2 separate regions of the Homo sapiens genome follow, and region 1 is linked to region 2. Evidence: chromatin contacts called from ENCODE Hi-C or POLR2A ChIA-PET data. All regions are on one chromosome and are shown on one strand. Each heading gives the region's core, a stretch centred on a gene start or an enhancer-like site at or near the end of the contact. The rest is flanking DNA. Distances are from core to core; before and after follow the strand shown. Region 1 has its middle 26 kb from the start of ACBD3-AS1. Region 2 holds the start of LINC01703 (long intergenic non-protein coding RNA 1703).

Region 1 (4,338 bases), core at 93-2,592, 39 kb before region 2:
CCTCCTCCCACCTCAAAGGCTAAAGGGGGCAGCATTCCTTCTCCCTTCCTGGGCATCTGGCTAACCCAGGCAAAGATGCAGGGACAGGAGCCCTCCCTCCCCGCTGTGGTGCCCAGCACCCCCGCCCATCATTACAGCCAATGCCTGTGGAGTTGTGGCAGGGGCTGCATTCAGCGATGCTGCAGCCCAGTAGTGGTGGTGACCACAGTCACCTCCCAAGACTGTCCCCGGCTGTGGCTGTGGCCATCCAGACTCCTGGTCAGCTCCCTGAGCTCCCCACAATACTCCCAAGGACTCCTTTTCTACTTAGTCATCAGGGTTGATTTCGATTGCTGGCCACCTCCCTTTGGGCCCTGGCCAGGCCTGTGGAGCTAGTCCTTTCCAAGTGTCACAGGTGAGTGACTGTGTGTGAGGGACAGCGGGTCAGTGTGATAGATAACCTGTGGTCCACATAGGGAGATGGTGCCATACCAAGAAACTGCCAGGACCGAGATGTTAAAGAGTCAGGGGATGTGACTTGCTAAAGGCAACCACGGGAGATGACTGTGCTGGGAAGATGGTTTCAAGAAAACTGGGAACCTAGGAAGCTTGGTGAGCACCCACTTGGACCTTCCCTGGCCTGGCAGGGCCTCCCCTTGGAGGGATAGCCCTGCAGCTTCCCCATCAGTGGGCAGGCTTGGGGAGGGCCTGGAGAGGAGAGGGGTCCCCTAAACACACCCAGCCCCAGGGCCTCAGCAGACAAGTGCTGGTCACCTATTATTTGTACTTATTGTAGTAAACAGTCACTTTTAGGCTGGGGGCTCACGCATGTAATCCCAGCACTTTGGGAGGCCGAGAGGGGCGGATCACTTGAGCTCAGGAGTTTGAGACCAGCCTGGCCAACATGGCAAAACCCCGTCTCTACTAAAACTACAAAAAAATTAGCCGGGCGTGGTGGCGGGCGCCTTGTAATCTTAGCTACTGGGGAGGCCGAGGCAGGAGAATGGCGTGAACCCGGGAGGCGGAGGTTGCAGTGAGCCGAGGTTGCTCCCCTGCACTCCAGCCTGGGCGACAGAGCGAGACTCCATCTCATAAAAAATCACAACAGTCACTTTTATGAGCAGTGCTCATTTCACCCCGCCTCTACCACACACTCGGCAGGGCGGCTTCACAGGTGCCCTTCCTGCTGTCTGGGACCCTTTGCCAGACTCCTCCCCACCTGGCCACCCTTCTTTCCAACCAACAACGTGGCTCCTCGGTTCCTCCAGGTTCCTTCCTGCCCTGTAAAACCCCTGGCCTCCTGCCAGGCTCAAGAAATGCCCTCGGATCTCTTCCGTGCTTTCGCCCCGCAGGAGACACAGCCTAGGTCCCGCCTCCGTCACGCGACAGAGACTCAGAAAGCGCCCACGCGGGCAGGGCCCGGGCAAGACTACCTCACCGCCGCCCACCCATCCCCGGAGCCTTCAGCAGCGCGGAGCTCAGGCTTCCCTGTCTCCCCTCTGCCCCCGCGCCGGCCGTGCGTGCAGTGCTTCGGCCCCTAGGCTGCGCCCGCGCCCCGTCCTCCCTCCCGGGGTTGGTGCGGGTCTCCCAGGCCGGGCCGGGGCACTGGACCGACGCCCAGGAAGCGGCCGCCGCCGCAGCGAATTGCCCGCTCTCGCTTCGGCTTTCACCGCCCAGAAAGCGGCGCCTCCGACCTGGCTCTTAAACAACGGCGACTTTTATTATAAAGCCCGGGGGTGGTGCGGAGGAGCCCGCCACTCGGTGCCCCTCACTGCGGCCTCTGGCCTTCGCCTGGAAGGCGCGCGAGCCGGCGGCCCCGAGAGGCCGGGGGTGGGAGGCGCGGGGGCGACCCCGACGCGTGGAGCCGCCCGGGACGCACGCGGGCCCCAGCAGCCCCGAGTGCAGTCCTGGCTGCGTTGTGGGAGCCGCGGCCACGCCAGCGCCGGGGCCCCTCCCGCCCGAGACTGGTGAGGCGGCGGGAAACCGCGGGACGGCCAGGCTGGGGCTCTTCAGTGCGGCTCTCGGCGGGACTGCGGTCGCGGAACAAAGGGGCGCGGAGGTGGGCGGGGGGTGCATCGCCGGCGGGGCGGGGCCTCGGCGTCCGGGGCTGAGGTCTCCTCACCTCCGGGCCGGGCGGGGTCTGGCGGCCGCGCCCCTCCGCGGGCTCCCCAGGCGCCCAGCCGCGCGGCAACAACCACAGCCACCGTTTCCGCTCCCCGCCCGCCCCTGCTCAGCGCTGGGGGCGCGAGGGCGCTGCTCGCCCGATTCAGAGGCCAGGTGTAACTACTGGTGTCACAGAAGTTCGGTGTTTCCAAGATGTGCTTCCTTTTTGTAGCGAAGGAAGCGCGGCCACCAGGCCAGGTCGTCCCAAAGTGCAGGGTCCCCGGCCCCCGTCATCCCCGCCCGGTTGCAGGCCCCGACGCTCCGCGCTCCCGCCTGCTGCGCGCGGCGGCCACCAGAGGGCGCCCGGCTGCTGTCACCCCGCGGAGCGCGGGACCCAGGCCGGGCGGGGGAGGTCAGCGGCGGGCCCGCCACCCCCGGCCCCTGCGGGGGGGGGCCTGGCGCTGCTGGCGGCCGGAGGGACGATTGCGGGGTCCCTTTCCCAGACCGGAACCAACAAGGCCGCCGGCCAGAGAACCGAGTTGGGTCGCCGTGTGACCTCGGGGCAGGTGCTAGCCGTCGTTGTGCCTCGGTTTCCCGCCTGTGAAGAGAGAGCGAGCACTGCCCGTCTGTGCATTGGGTCGCGATTCCCAAGCTCCCTAGGCTGGCCGTGGGGGAAGGCGGCCCCGCCGCCCCTGAGGCCCCGCGTGGGAACTCTCTTAGCAAGGGCACTGACGACGTCCTACTAACTGCCTTACGACTGTATTTTAAAGGAAGGTGGGAGGCAGGGCCCCTCATTTCCAAGTGCACCACCCACCAAAGCTGTGATCTTGTCACTGCTCAATACGAGCCTGGAAAATGATGTACAGCCCTTCCTTTAAGCGTGCTCGGTAAAAGGAGATCCATCCCAACAAGCAGAAGCTGATAATCTGCTTGAAAAGGGATTCCTCCACTTACGAAATTATTTGCAACGGGATTTTTCTCATTGAGTAAATTGTAGGCAAATCACCTGTGAATGAATATTTGTAACAGGCCAGCGGATTTGGAAATGAGTCTTACTGTAAAATAAGTACTTCCGTGGTAAAAATGGTTCCAGGGCCAAGGATGGGCCTGTGGTTCAGCTGGAGCATGCTGCCGGCTCACCTGATGGGCGCCTAGGACGTTCTCTAACGGGCCTCTGAGCCTGGTTCCCTCCCATTCCCTCTGCATCCACTCCAGCAGGGAGTCCAGGAGGATTCTACCCTTCCTTGGCCAGAGGATGCTGAAGCTGGGCCCCTTCCTACCTGTTTCCTCTCTTGTGCCCCATCTCCTAGGGGAGATCCTTTGCTCCACTAGGCTCGACTGGAAGAGACCGGGAGGCCATGCAGGGAGCACCCTCACTGGCCAGGCACCCAAGGTGTGCCAGGCACGGCCTCCCAGGCTGTAGCTCTACCAGGAGTGGGTTCTCCTTGTGAAGATTCTGACTTTGCTTGTCCCACCTGGCTTGGGGACTCCCACCCTCGCTCAACCACAGCATTGCCAAACTCAGTAGGGCATCTCTCTGGACACAGAGGGATGGAGGAAATGGCCACTCAGGCTCCAGAACTGCACGGGAATTCTGGGCCATATCTTGGCCCACCAGCCTCAGCTCACCCTGGCCACTCAAGCCTCGGCCTTCCTGGGGCCCCTTGGTTCTGGGGAGGGACCCATTAGTAAATACCATTGCTCACTTGCTGCTTTTAAATCTCCTGAACGTTGGCGGGGCACAGTGGCTCACACTTGTAATCCCAGCACTTTGAGAGGCAGAGGTGGGTGGATCATTTGAGGCCAGGAGTTCGAGACCAGCCTGGCCAAGACAGTGAAACCCCGTCTCTACTAAAAATACAAACATTAGCCAGGCGTAGTGATGTACGCCTGTAGTCCCAGCTACTTGGGAGGCTGAGGCAAGAGAATCACTTGAACCAGTGAGCAGAGGTTGCAGTGAGCCAAGGTCGCACCACTGTACTCCAGCCTGGGTGACAGAGTGAGACCCTGTCTCAAAAAAGCAAACAACAAAAAACAAAACAAAACAAACAAAAAGCCCAAAAATCAATCTCCTGAACGTTGTGAATTTTTCATTAAATCCAAAAAGCTGGTGGAACGAGCACAGGCTTTCCACCCTCTCACCTGCAGAAGAGGCGGAAGCCAGTGCTGGTTTGATGGTGCCCTCTTCATTCCCATTGAGGTTGGAAAGCTGCCCCTCCCCAGCAGCCCTGGCCTCCCCTAGGGTGATGCTCAGGC
Region 2 (3,778 bases), core at 1,235-3,734:
ACTTCCCCTCACCAAGGCTGAGTAAGTCATCTACTAACTGCCTAATCTGCCAATAGCAGAGACCAACACTGAGCCCACTGTGGCTCCTTGGGGGACCCAGCCAGCCATCTAATGGCAAATTGATTACACTGGACTTTTTCCATCATGGAAAGGACATTATACACATATTCTGGATTTGCTTTGCCTGTTCATCTTGTTTCTGCCAGCACCACCATGCATGGATTAACAGAATGCCTTCCTCACCATCCTAATACTCCACTCAGTACTGCTTCTGATCAAAAGATGAGCAGCAATGGCCTACTGCCCATGGAACAAACTGATTTTTTTGTTGTTTTTCTTTTTCTTTTCTTTTCTTTTTTTTTTTTGAGACGGAGTTTTGCTCTGTTGCCCAGGCTGGAGTGCAGTGGCGCAATCTCGGCTCACTGCAAGCTCCGCCTCCCGCGTTCAGGCCATTCTCCTGCCTCAGCCTCCGGAGTAGCTGGGACTACAGGTGCCCGCCACCACGCCCGGCTAATTTTTTGTATTTTTAGTAGAGACGGGGTTTCACCTTGTTTGCCAGGATGGTCTTGATCTCCTGACCTCGTGATCCGCCCGCCTCGGCCTCCCAAAGTGCTGGGATTACAGGCGTGAGCCACCGCGCCTAGCCTTCTTTTTCTTTTTTCTTTCTTTTCTTTTCTTTTTTTTTCTGAGATAGAGTTTCACTCTTTTTGCCCAGACTGGGGTGCAATGGTGCGATCTCGGCTCACTGCAACCTCTGCCTCCCCAGTTCAAGCAATTCTCCTGCCTCAGCCTGCCAAGTAGCTAAGATTACAGGCACCTGCCACCACGCCTGGCTAATTTTTGTATTTTTAGTAGAGACGGGTTTTCACCATGGTGGCCAGGCTGGTCTTGAACTCCTGACCTCAGGTGATCCGCCCACCTTGGCCTCCAAAAGTGCTGGGATCACAGGGGTGAGCCACTGTGCCCAGCCCTTGTTTGTTTTTAAGGCAGGATCTCGCTCTGTCACCCAGGTTGGAGTGCAGTGGTGTGATCTCAGCTCACTGTAGCCTCAAACTCTTGAGCAGGTGATCCTCCCAGCTCAGCCACCCAAGTAGCTAGGACTACAGACACACACCACCACACCTGGCTAATTTTTATTTTATTTTATTATTTTGTTTTGTTTGAGACAGGGTCTCGCTTTGTCGCCCAGGCTGGAGTGCAGTGGTGAGATCTCGGCTCACTGCAACCTCTGCCTCCACGGTTCAAGTGATTCTCTTCCCTCAGCCTCCCAAGTAGCTGGGATTATAGGCGCCTGCCACCAAGCCCGGCTAATTTTTGTATTTTTAGTGAGATGGGTTTTCACCATGTTGGCCAGGCTGGTCTCGAACTCCTGACCTCAAGTGATCCACCTGCCTTGGCCTCCTGAAGTGCTAGGATTACAGGTGTGAACCACTGCGCCCAGCCATGCCCGGCTAATTTTTGAATTTTTAGTAGAGACGGGGTTTCACCATCTTGGCCAGGCTCGTCTTGAACTTCTGACCTCGTGATCCACCTGCCTAGGCCTCCCAAATTGCTGGGATTATAGGCGTGAGCCACTGTGCCCGGCCTCACTTTTTTCTTTTCTTTTTCTTTCTTTCTTTTTTGAGACGGAGTCTCGCTCTGTCACCCACGCTGGAGTGCAGTGGTGTGATCTCGGCTCACTGCAACCTCCGCCTCCCGGGTTCAAGTGATTTTCCTGCCTCAGCCTCCTGAGTAGCTGGGGGTTACAGGTGTGCGCCACCACGTCTGGCTAATTTTTGTATTTTTAGTAGAGATGGGTTTTCGCCCTGTTGGCCAGGCTGGTCTCGAACTCCTGGCCTCAACTGAGCCGCCCGCCTTGACCTCCCAAAGTGCTGGATTACAGGCGTGAGCCAACACGCCCGGCCCCTGAGGTCACTTTCGCGGGGCAGAGGGTATGAAGCTGCGGAGAACAGGCTCGAGCGCTGCGGAGCCGGGAATTACTGAGTCCCGCGACGCGCGGGCAGGACTGGCACTGTTTTTTCCAGCTCGCGGGCTCTCAGTTCATAGTATGACATCCCCACCCATCGGCCCGGAGGCTGCTGAGCACTAACCCGATTTGTTTTCCAAAGTGCCACGCTTCACCCACTCGGCAGGATATGCGGCACCTTCAGGGCCGCAGCTGCAGCTCGCGGGCTCCAGGCGTTCGCATGGCTGGGCCAGGCGCTGGAGGCGGCCCTCACCCGTGGGACGGTGCCCCCCAGGCCCCGGGACGGAAAGGAGCTGCGGCGACGGCGGGAGAGGGCCCTACCCCCGGCGAGGCTGAGGCCTCAGGAGCGGACCTCACTGCAGGCAGCCCGGGAGGGAACGGCGGGGGAGTCCCGGGTCGTGGGGGTGACCCAGCCAGGGCTGGCGGAGAAGGGCCCGTAAGGTCGGCAAACCTGGGAGAGCGCGGGTGGCTGGAACCCCCTGTGCAGGCGGCCGCGTGGGGGCGGACCCGGTGGGCGTGGCGAGCTCCGGGGGCGTGGCCTGGGCCTTGGGGCCGCGTCACGTGACAACGACCGAGGCTAGAGGTGCTGTTGGGCGAACGCGAGGCGTCTGAAAGGATCAGTTTCGCGTTTTGGGGAAAGTTCTCTCTGGCACCTGGGGCTGGGGAGGGCGAGCCGGAGGAAGAGAGCCCGGGTGAGGCGGCGATTTCAGAAATGCCTGAAAAGGGAGAAGCCCGCCCCGGAGCCACGACAGTGGGGACGCTGGAGAGATGCTGGGGACCGGCCTCCACGACCTGGGGGGGAGGGGGGAGGGGACGAGCGGCGGGCACCCTGAACCCTTAGTCCTCGAGGCCCTGACAGCGACCCTCCCTCATGCTGCCCCCGAGGAGGAGTTGGAAGGAGCAGCTGGCCCCACGCCCCGTTTCCCGAGACTGCGGGCAGCGCTCCTCAGGAGTGTGTCCGGGGCCGGCTACTTCCTCCACTAAGAGACGAGTCGCCCGGGCCGCAGGAAGGGCCTGGTGCGCGGCCATCTGCTGACCAGTCTGGAGCTAGCGTGGTGGCTTCGGCTGCGCTGACAGTGATGCCACCGAGGTCTCTTACACACCAACAAGCTTCACAGGCCCCTCACCCAGCTAAGCCCGGGCATGGCATGCCTTGAGGGTATCCGAGGCTGTGACATCTTAGCAGAAATCCAAGCTAGCCCTCCCCACCCCCTCCACTCTACCTCCCCTTCACTTGGAATCAGAACTGTTCTATTTCAGCTCCAAATGTGATGATGATGACCAAATAAAATCCACCGTGAATTGAGCCCTCACTGTGTGTGCCCGGCTCTGTGCTAAACATTTGTCATGCGTTCTCTCACATAATCCCCGGACCTCCTACCACTTTCGTTATTTTTGCCTTGCCAGCACTAATTGTAAAACTGAACTCTTATTATTACGATGTTTTAATTGACTCAAATTTAGAGGTGTTATACGAAATCACAGGTTTGATGTGTAATGTTTCTTTTACTAATTCATATACAACATATAGACCTTGCAAATGTTTGAAACTGGCCGGGCGTGGTGGCTCACGCCTGTAATCCCAGCACTTTGGGAGGATGAGGCGGGCGGATCACCTGAGATCAGGCGTTTGGGACCAGCCTGGCCAACATGGCGAAACCCTGTCTCTACTAAACATACAAAAATTAGCCAGGCGTGGTGACACGCACCTGTGGTCCCAGCCACTCGGGAGGCTGAGGCACGAGAATCACTTGAACCCGGGAGGCAGAAGTTGCAGTGAGCCAAGATTGTGCCACTGCACTCCAGCCTGGA

Evidence for each region. Hi-C counts contacts between places; a loop is a spot of excess contacts on that map. ChIA-PET counts read pairs that join two places held with the same protein, here RNA polymerase II (POLR2A). Pooled maps may share reads with other maps.
Region 1: a loop to region 2 is called in a map of CD8-positive, alpha-beta T cell, with 8 times the contacts of the local background. The contact joins the enhancer-like site here to the promoter of LINC01703 in region 2. A Hi-C loop is called at or near these places in 45 of 168 maps with a recorded cell type or tissue (A673, B cell, CD14-positive monocyte and 36 more), 32 of 37 single-sample maps with no recorded cell type and 42 of 50 pooled maps. POLR2A ChIA-PET finds 5 or more read pairs at or near these places in 36 of 52 experiments (A549, AG04449, AG04450 and 28 more).

What each region holds. Positions count from the first base shown.
Region 1 is chr1:226,119,740-226,124,077 of GRCh38, reverse strand. No RefSeq gene overlaps it. Among named protein-coding and RNA genes, the nearest start is that of ACBD3-AS1, 26 kb to the left of the region's middle. RefSeq lists an enhancer at 1,105-1,334 and silencers at 1,425-1,804, 1,815-2,204, 2,385-2,624, 2,635-2,694. Within about 2 kb of position 1,342, at least 36 of the 41 ENCODE cell types and tissues checked have a DNase peak (open chromatin) inside an H3K27ac peak, as active enhancers do; they include A673, B cell, CD4-positive, alpha-beta T cell and 20 more, where a contact is called at or near this core.
Region 2 is chr1:226,082,281-226,086,058 of GRCh38, reverse strand. It overlaps LINC01703 (long intergenic non-protein coding RNA 1703), which reads right to left and starts at 2,484. Exons shown (of 4, transcript NR_146920.1): 1 at 2,091-2,484. RefSeq lists silencers at 2,084-2,663, 2,774-2,823 and an enhancer at 2,638-3,505.